Regions from separate parts of the Homo sapiens genome. Here region 1 is linked to region 2. A link is a contact called in ENCODE Hi-C or POLR2A ChIA-PET data. All regions are on one chromosome and are shown on one strand. The core of a region is the stretch at or near the end of the contact, and the rest is flanking DNA. Distances in the headings are between cores, read along the strand shown. Region 1 overlaps INPP4B (inositol polyphosphate-4-phosphatase type II B). Region 2 overlaps INPP4B (inositol polyphosphate-4-phosphatase type II B).

Evidence for each region. A loop is a pair of places that touch in the nucleus more often than their neighbours do. ChIA-PET counts read pairs that join two places held with the same protein, here RNA polymerase II (POLR2A). Pooled maps may share reads with other maps.
Region 1: a map of PC-3 shows a loop between it and region 2 (7-fold over the local background). The contact joins two enhancer-like sites. A Hi-C loop is called at or near these places in 4 of 168 maps with a recorded cell type or tissue (Caco-2, Calu3, PC-3 and 1 more) and 5 of 50 pooled maps. POLR2A ChIA-PET finds 5 or more read pairs at or near these places in 2 of 52 experiments (PC-9 and Panc1).

Annotation. Positions count from the first base shown.
Region 1 is chr4:142,513,164-142,518,132 of GRCh38, reverse strand. The region is part of intron 2 of INPP4B (inositol polyphosphate-4-phosphatase type II B); the gene reads left to right. Among named protein-coding and RNA genes, the nearest start is that of INPP4B, 330 kb to the left of the region's middle. Within about 2 kb of position 1,257, at least 3 of the 41 ENCODE cell types and tissues checked have a DNase peak (open chromatin) inside an H3K27ac peak, as active enhancers do; they include PC-3, where a contact is called at or near this core.
Region 2 is chr4:142,349,487-142,354,466 of GRCh38, reverse strand. All of the region lies in intron 7 of INPP4B (inositol polyphosphate-4-phosphatase type II B), which reads left to right. Among named protein-coding and RNA genes, the nearest start is that of INPP4B, 490 kb to the left of the region's middle. Within about 2 kb of position 3,416, at least 4 of the 41 ENCODE cell types and tissues checked have a DNase peak (open chromatin) inside an H3K27ac peak, as active enhancers do; they include PC-3, where a contact is called at or near this core.

The DNA of each region.
Region 1 (4,969 bases), core at 8-2,507, 170 kb before region 2:
GAAATAGATCAATATATTATGGATTCATTTCCAGCCATTGCTCTATGAAATTGTAATTCAGGAAGATGTCAACTTATTGTATCTATTCTGCTGGTACATGTTATGTGCTCCTACATTTTAAGACCTTTGTGACACATTGTGATAATGAAACAATAAGATTTATTAGTAAAGACAGTGAGTAATTTACCTCTACATACATTTCACTATAAATATCAAGATATGGTAAAAGGAAATACATCCATCAATACCAGACCTGCTGAATTTTAGCTATGAATCTGTACTTTCAATATAGAAACCAGAAGTGGAGGTGTGAAGAGCTATTAGCACTATTAAGGTATATTAGGGGAGAGGGAGGGATTGATGGCCATGTTTTTTAAAAATTGTGGCTCAGGGTATTGTTCTTACATCTCTTTCAATGGAAATAGACTCCATTCTCATCACTAGGTGGGCTGCTAAAGTAAATGGCAAGAGCAACTTAAGACGTTTTGAAGAGGAGATGTTAAGGTCAGTTTAGAAGCTCACTTTCTTTGTTTAAGGCTAAGACATATTCATAAGATGCACTGTTTCTGATGAATGGCTAATTTGATTGAAGGGAGTGCAAGGATGCACCTGGTATCTCTTTGCTCCATAGGATTACATTTCCTGGATGTATTTTACTACCCAGTTCCGGGAAGCCAACTGTCTAGTATTGTCAGCTGCGTAACATTAGATATTTTTGTATTTAATTAGGCTAAGTGTCTGATTTACAACACCTGAACCAAGGCTTCAGCATGGTCATTCAACTCAAAGAGACCAACACCCAACATGAATAACTCTGTTACTGCCCTGCTGCTTGACACTCATGGTGCTTTAATAGACCCAATGACTATTATTAGAATAAAAATACTGTTCTACTTGCAAACCTCAATTACTGGAAAAAAATTTGAAGAATAATTTTCACATATGCTTGTTGTGGGAGCAAGGAACTCCTTTTTGACTGCTGTAGAATTTATTTCCTGGGCCTGGTATGCAGAGGGTGGAAGGTGGGAATTGTGAAGGTTATGCTGCATTTTTTTTTGTCTAGTCATATGCAAACTAGATCAAGAAATTAATGCTTTGCCCAGATTCTTGGAATGGTGAGTAGGGAAAAGTTTAATAAAACAAGTATTTACAAAGATGTGGTTAGAGTTTAGGGAAAATAATAGACCGTGGTGCAATGCCTCTGTGAGTGTAACAGTAGCGAGCTGTTGCTATCTCTGGGTGATTAGGGGCAGAGGAAGGGAGAAGTACTAGAGTCCAGGGTGGACTGTGTCATTTGACAGGAGCTGTAGCTTTCAACAGAGGGATGCAGCCAACCAGTAGTAACCTGACTGGGGGAAAAAAAAAAACAAAACAGGAAAATGAATGCCCTGACCTCACTGTCCTTTCACCTCTAACTGATTCTGTCCACACAGGCTCCAGGGCACAGAGCAATGTGTGGATCCAAAGGGACAAAAGGAAGATACCAAGGACAAAAGCATACTTAAAATTGGCAGGATTAATATCTAAATGTCTTTGTTTGCCTTATTTCACTGAAACTAAACATTGTGTGTTGATCTCTGGAGCTGGATTGTCTGGGTTTGAATTCTAGCTCCAACACTGACTTTGGGCTGGTGACTTACTCTCTCTGTCCCACAACTGTGAAAGAAGATGATTATGGGGCTAAGCTGACAGGGTTGGAGTAATGAATAAATGAACCTATGTGTATAAATACTTGAACTAATGCCTGGCCCATAGTAAGCATTATACCTCTTTACTGTTATTATTAAATCCCGTATCCTGTAGTTGTTTGCTCCTGTTTAAGACAAATAATGTACATTGAATTAAGTTGGATTTCTGTTCATAGTGACTATTTTTCAGTATTCCTTTGGTATTGGGCTATATCCTGGGATTAAATATCCAGTTTGCAGTAATAGAATTGAGATCCTCAGAGTCCTCACTTTCAGCAAAAAAAGAGATCTTTTGCTGAAAACCTTCCCCTGAATATCTTCATGACAACCAAGAAATCTGGTGAATTTCTTTTCTGGAAAAGTTGACTGACTGGATTGCCCCTTTGAGAATTAAATTTTTGGATGGAAAAATTTAGTCAACTGCTCCTGCTTTCTCCAATAAATGAATCCCTTCAGGAGCAGCATTTTAAATGTGTTTATTGCACATAATGGTAGAAAAAACAAAAATGAATCTTTGACTTAGAACAATGCCTTTTCATGGGATTTATTGTCTAATTAAGCAATTTCCAATAAAACAAGCATTTAAATTTTTTCAAGAACAAACATCCATAATAATATTAAAAAGTAGAATGAGAAAATCACACTATAGTTTAGAAGGCCTGCATTCACATCACTGGCTCTGTGGTTTTCAGACTTTGGTTTTAGCCATGGAACCCTTTGAACATCATATCCTTACACATATGAATTATATGAAAGAAGGAGCCTTCTGGCTCAAGCCCACCTGATGAGCCCTGTTTCCCACTGCTCTGAGTTAACTCCAATGGCCGGGGGCTAGGTTGCTGAGGAGGACAGTGTGAAGGCTACCTTATGAGTCTCTGAATTCCCTTACACCCTTGGGTGCAGGACTTAGTCACCCCCTTGTCTTTTGGAGTCCTTTTTCAAGTGCAGAGTTCTGGACTTCAAGACAGTCTTCTCTGAAAATATTTGTGTTAGTGTGAAAAAAAAGGCATTTAATGAGGGCTTTAAGAACAGAAGGAAACACCAGAGAGAATTTAAATAAGACGATCAGCATTTCGTTTTCATGACCCACCATGATTGCATTGGAAACTTGACAAGAAGTCTGTGACCAAGAGTTAGTGGGTTTCAGGAGTTCAGGCTCCCCACATCCCATGTTAAACAATTCATCTGAGTGAAAGTTGACGAATAGCCCTTCTTAGATGACCACACACAGTCTTCCAGGCAAGAGTTTCAGGAGGCCATTCAAAGAGTAATTTGGCATAACTAAATTAAACCTTGTTTTTGCTACTACTAAGATCTTTATATACATACAATATTTAAAACAATCTCAAGGCCAGGCATGGTGGCTCATGCCTGTAATCCCAGCACTTTGGGAGGCTGAGGCATGCAGATTTCCTGAGGTCAGGAGTTTAAGACCAGCCTGGCCAACGTGGTGAAATCCCATCTCTACTAAAAACACAAAAATTAGCCAGGCATGGTGGTGGGTGCCTGTAGTCCCAGCTACTCAGGAGGCTGAGGCAGAAGAATCACTTGAACTTGGGAGGCAAAGGTTGAGGTGAGCCAGGATCGCGCCACTGCATTCCAGCCTGGGTGACAGAGTGAGACTTCGTCTCAAAAAAAAAAAAAAAAAAAAAGAAATCATGGTGTGTGCAGGGGATGGCAGTGTATACCTCTCTTTCTCACTCTTACTATTAATTTATTGGAAGCTTGTTTTTGTCAGGCTCTAAGCTGAGTTCTCTACATCATCTTTTATAAAACTAATAATATTATTATTGTGATAAGAAAATTGAAGCTGACCTAAGTAGCTTCAGTAAGATCTTACCATTAGCATCCATTCATAGCCCATGCTCTTAACTACAGCGCTAAATGCATTATACAAACTTGACAAACTTCAGCTCTACAAATTATCACAAAAAATAATAACAGCAATATAAATTTGAAATGTCAAGGATCATAGTAAATTTATGGTAAACATTTATGGCAGAAAACAAAAGACAACACAGATTTTATTCAGGATTATATGTTTCTACACCTTTGGTTGGAAGTTTAGGGAGGAATTTGGTCATAGCAGTTCTCATTGTGATTGGTGAATGATGTAACAAAGGCATTGGCTTCTAAGTGGCTTTCAAAGAAAGGATAAATTAAAGTCGAGATGGACCTGAGGAAGACCACATGAGGGCTGATGGGGAAGAGGCATTTGAAGGTTTGCTTATTCTTTTCCTGTACCTTCATGAAGATGTCTGTTTCAGGCAATTAGGAATTTTCAGGAAGGTAGCATTATTCCACTTTTCCCACATTTGCATATGCTTGAGAGTTTCATATGGCTGATTTCTACTTACCACTCCATTCTCATATCAAACATTGCCTACTTGGAGATGGACATTTGGCAAGCACTTCCCCCTTTCTCCTCTCTAGCCAGCCCCTCTCAAGATGTTGGAATCTCATGACTATTTTTCTTTCTCCAAAACAGGAATCACTATCTGAAATTACCTGGTTGATTTTTTTAAATTGTCTGTTTCTACAAAATAGAATATAAAATCCACAAAGCAGGCATCTTGTTGCTGTGGCCTAAGTGCTTGTGCTCCCCTAGAATTCATATGTTTAAATCCTAATCCCCAATGTGATGGTATTAGGCGTTGGGGGCCTTTGGAAGGTAATTTAATCATGAAGGCAAAGCCCTCCTGGATCGGATTAGTGCCCTTTTATAAAAGAGACCCCCAGGCCAGGTGCAGTGGCTCATGCCTGTAATCCCAGCACTTGGGAGGCCGAGGCAAGTGGATCACCTGAGGTCAGGAGTTCTAGACTAGCCTGGCCAACATGGTGAAACCCTGTCTCTACCAAAAATACAAAAACTAGCTGGGAATGGTGGCAGGCGCCTGTAATCCCAGCTACTCAGGAGGCTGAGCCAGGAGAATCACTTGAACCCAGGAGGTGGAGGTTGCAGTGAGCCGAGACTGTGCCATCACACTCCAGCCTGGGGGACAAGAGGGAGAGTTCGTCTCAAAAAAAAAAAGAGAGAGACCCCAGAGAGCGGCCTTGCCCCTCCTACCATGTGAGGACACAGCCACAGTTTACCAGACACCAAATCTCCTGGCACTTTGATTATGTACTTCCCAGCTTTCCCCCTAACACACCCCAGAACTGTGAGAAGTAAATTTGTTTTTTCATAAGCCACCCAGTATATGGTATTCTGGTAAAGCAGCCTGAATGGGCTAAGACACTTGTCTTTGTTTCTTTCAGTGTCCGCAGAATCTAGAATAGTG
Region 2 (4,980 bases), core at 2,167-4,666:
GAATGGAAATAGACAAGAACTCCAGGTCTGTGGGGGACACAAGAATCTTCCACTCTGCTTTTCCTGTGAAAATTCTGTTCTTCCTACATATAAATGAGCCGTACTCATCCAAACCTGTGTTTGAATTGCACATAGTTATGGGATAAAGATCTGCTGGCACATTCAGGAAGATGATCTGTGCTTCTACTGAATTTTTAGGTGTAAGAGTCAGCATACACATTTGCTGAGCCCATGTCCCAAGGCTCTGAGAAGGTTCGTGGCACAAGATACCCAATATGCTAGATAAAAGGCAGATTGTGACTTTGCTATTTAGATTTGTCTGCTTAGGTGGTTTCGGCTATTGCATTTGAGATCTTTGCAGCTGACTGGTTGTATGCATTTGACTTGAATTTTTATGTGCTTGCTAGATGTTTTAGGTTTTGCTCTGTGACCTTGAACGGCATTATGTCAATTAAATCACACAGTGGGGAAATGACTTAGACCACCAAGAGTTATTGAACAAAATTTCATTTAGCATTGGGAAAAAATTGTTGAAGATAAAAACTCATAGAATTTTGGAATCAAAAACATTTTAGAAACCATTTAGTGAGGAGAGTGGGACTCACAGAACAGGGTGATCTGCCCAAAGTCACTAAGCTAGGTAATGGCATTCTGTGCAACTTTAAAATAAACAAACTCTATACTATTTGCAAATGCTATTAGAAATTAGAGAAAGATCTTGGGTGCTGTGATATTATGGGCAGTGCACCAAAAAGCCAAATATTCCTTTGTACAATATTTATCTTCAAGGACATGGACATAAGTGGCTAAGCAAAGGCAGCAATCAGATAATCCTAGATGCAGTTGTATATGCATCTGTATGTATATATGTATATGCACGTATATATACAGAGAGAGAAAGAAAAAGTAGTTTGCCAGGGCAGAGATTTAGTCTGATTGCCACCTATGGAAGGCATGGAGAGTCTGAGAAGAGAAGTTATTGCTTATGCTGACCTTTTAAAAACTTCTGAAAGCTTCAGTCCCACAAAACATGGTCCAATCAATGTCCTGGAATCTGACCAGTTGGATCATTCTCTCTTAGGGGAATGGAATTTTTTCCTCTTTTCTTGACTTAGCATTTAGAAAATCTAAGGGGAAGAGCCTAGCGCTCCCCCTAGAGGCTAATATTTATGCTTGCAACTTAGAAAGCATTGCAATATAAGGTTCTGTTTTCAAAGTCTTGAAACTTTCCTGAGGAATATATTATCACGCTCTCTATTCATTACCTGTAGACGTTTTAATAAGATGAAAGTAGACTATTCACAGCTGCGCCTCATTAATAAAAGGTTGAAGACATCGTTTTTTATAATGGACTTTTAAAAAGTACGCATTTAGTGGCTTTTTACCTTTTAATGCTTTTTACCTTTTACCTTTTATCCTCGGTGGTAGCACATTGGGCTTCTATGTTCCAAAATACAGATAATCTCTAAAGTCAAGTGACAGGAGTTTAGTTATATGGGTAGTGAGCTGAAAAAACACCACCCTATATTTCTAAGTGACTATATTTGTAACTGAATAGGCCACTTGTCATCAGCTAAAGTTTCCATGGATAACGTAGCATGTGACTTTTATAGGATATTGCCTCCTACACAACAGGCTGTATTCAGTAATAAGTACAGGCAATTCGGATGCTGTTATAATATTTACCATGAATTTCTCAAGGCAAATCCTGATAATATTCAGTTTATAAGAATGAGTGTTTACACTTTCATAGGTGTTTAATTAACAAAATGTAATTAGAGAGGTGGAAGGGTTTCTGTTTTTCTCATTTCTTACTTTGTTCTCTGTTAGTGGTGTGCCATAAACCCCCAAAAGGGAGCTGAAGTATGATCCTATTATATTAAAGTAGCAAGTGAATTTGTTAAACTCCTGGTAAGACATGTACACATATGGGTTGGGAATATTTTTGGTGTAGAAAAGTAATATATATATATGATATATATTAATTTATAATTACAAATATCATTTTCACATCATACAGAATATGATAGGTACTACAGATATAATTGTACTTTTAATCTATGTGTGTGTGTTTCAGTCTTGAGGACCTGGAAGCAAATGAGGAGAGAAGAAGGAAAGTTGATGTATTATTTTTGTAGCCTTTGTTTTCACTTTCTTTTGTTGTCTTAATACTGCCAATTGTGGAAGAAAGCCATTTGGGAAGTATTTGTGGTGCTTTCTTCAACTTGATTAGGCTTTGCTGCCAGGGCCTTCGTTGTACTATACAGGAATTCCTGTGATTTTCAGGAACACAAAGCGGTCTTTAGAAACACATTCGCTGGGCAGACAGGAGGGAAAAACACACTATTTGGCCAACCAGAGGAAGAAAGCTCATGTCTGGAAAATTTTACTGAACACCCCATCAGGAAATTCATTACTTATATTCTAAACAGCAGCTTCCGAGATCTGTTTTTATATTTATAGAATATCTGGCAGCAAGCAAATGTAAAAGAGAGCTATATTACATTTAGTATTTTGCTTTTGCTTTTTCAGTTCCACTTTTAAAACTATATAGGAAATAATGAGCTCACAAGTATTGTTTTGGCATTCTTCAATGTGCTCACATTTAACAGATCATGACCATTTATTATACTACAAGAATAACAATACATTTTAACCCCAACTCTTAATACTATTAGAAATTATTGAAATTGAAGAGCCTTGATGTGAAAATTAAGCTGGGGCTTTGTACAAAAGATCTGACTTTAATAGCCATGTTCATCTTGGCCAACTTATTTATTTTCTACGTTTCTTGACTGGATATGTAGAGCATTTAGGAGAAGAATTTTATTCAGTGTCCAAAAGGAAGTAGTTTCTATGGAAAAGGTGCTATAAATGGATTTGATAACTGAGTCCAAGTCCCAGGTTTTTCTCTTATCAAGTGATTAACAAAATGTTACCCTTTCTGAAATGGGGACAAAAATGCTTTCTCTAACAGCCCCTATAGGGTGATTGAATCAATCAGGGTCCATCAGGGAACAGAAACCACGCCAGTTATTTGAACATAGATATTAAATGTAAGTAACTGTTAACTAGATATAAGATTGTTGTTAATAAAATCAATGAAAGGGTAAAAGAGAACTACAAATAATCACAGAAGTGGCAACTGTAGGATGCAGCTTCCAGCTCTAGAGGTAGGGAATAGAGAGAAGACTTTGGAGTTATTAAAACTTAGATCTTGGAGGAAAGGACTAGTAGAGCTGAAATTTATCCCACTAATGGTGAACTTGGACAAGACCCATAGACCTGAAATTCATTCTGCAGAGGGAACATGGGTCAGGCTAGCTCTAGTATCTCTGAAAGCCATGCAATAGTACTGCAAATGTTGGAAGTATTGCAAACTGGTTTCAGCTGCTATTACAGGAAGGAGCAGCTGCTCCTTGGGCAAACAAAACAGCTAGGGTGATGCTGTTAGGAATAGCAGGCAGTCAGCTAGCCCATAGGAAAACAATATTTCTTCTTTCTTCACCAGGCTTTTCAGTTTCCATCTGGGCTCCCTGTTAGAAGAGCCTAACATAGAGCCATCAGAGTCAGGATAAACATGGTTTTGAGAGTCTCAGCCATAGCATCACAATGAAGTTTACAGAATGGACAAATAGATTTGGAGCTGAGAGATAATTTCTTGCACAGCTTTATGTAAAATGCTTTCCAATGTAGACAAAAGTAAAGTATAATTTTGCAGTGTAAAGGTAGAATTTTATTTTCATTAACATTTTTGCTCTTTTAAATCTTGGAAAATAACAGTGGCTTAGACATTCTTAAATGACTTCTGTGTTGTAAAATATCTTACCAATAGCAGGGTACTTGAAATTTACACCACACGAGGCCTTTTGGTTGAGGCTCAATGGTTTATGAATAATATACTTATTCTGCTATAGTAAAGTAAGGATTAGAACATTAATGCAGAATGAGGTAAACCTAGGGGAAGGGGAAATGTGGTGAGAATTTGAATTACATTAGTATTGGTGGTGTGTAAGGAAAACTGATGTAGGTCTTAGTTTTTTGTTTTACCAAAGAAAATAATTGGAAGAATGATCACCAAGAAGAGAGAGGTTGAATATTATGCATTATACACTCTGACTTATCTTTAAATTATCATATAGAAGTGACAACTGCAACATGGACAGCAATTATTGAAGAGAAAATGGTACAACAATGATTCGATTTCTATTTTTTTGCTCAAATAAAGCAAGGACATACAATATGTTCTTGAAGTACCATTACAAATTACATCTCTGAACACTCAGAGAAAGGCTAATAGTGCAGACTGTTCTTAATAGTGGAAAGCAACATACAATTCAAGTTCTTCAGCCTCATATCTCATGGTAATTTTCTTTCTTATGTCTTATTGCATTCTAAGCGCCGAAGAGGTAGCTTTGATTGTGGTGATAATAGTCTGTGTCCTAAAGCAAGACTATTTTTAAGGCAATAGAGTACCTTTTTAGAAAACTCTTTATCTCTGTCATACATTAAAGAGAATAAACAGATATTCAGTGGTTTGATAGTGGCAGTAATGATGGATTTTTTTTTTTTTACAACTTATCTGACAGTATTGGTTTCAGAAAGATCTGGAATTACTTGAGCATAAAATTCTTGCTTTGTCTATTTTAAAAACTATAGCTGACAAATAAGCTCATGTGTGATTCTTTGATTCTTGGGGAGGGAAAGAATCTAAAGATGTGCCTTTTATGAGAACAGCTCTTGATATTACATTCAGATAGTGATTAACATTCTTCCTTTTCACAAAATTTCTGTTTCAAAGAGAAGAGTATTTTGTGGATATATAGGAAATCTTCATAAAATATTTTATTTTCATAAATTATTGATGTCAAAAAAGGCCTGTATTTTATATTAAACTGAAACATTCTTCACCTTTGCAAGAAAATGGAAAAGCTGATCAATGAGATTCTACTTACATCTAAATCATTCTCCAGTTTCAAA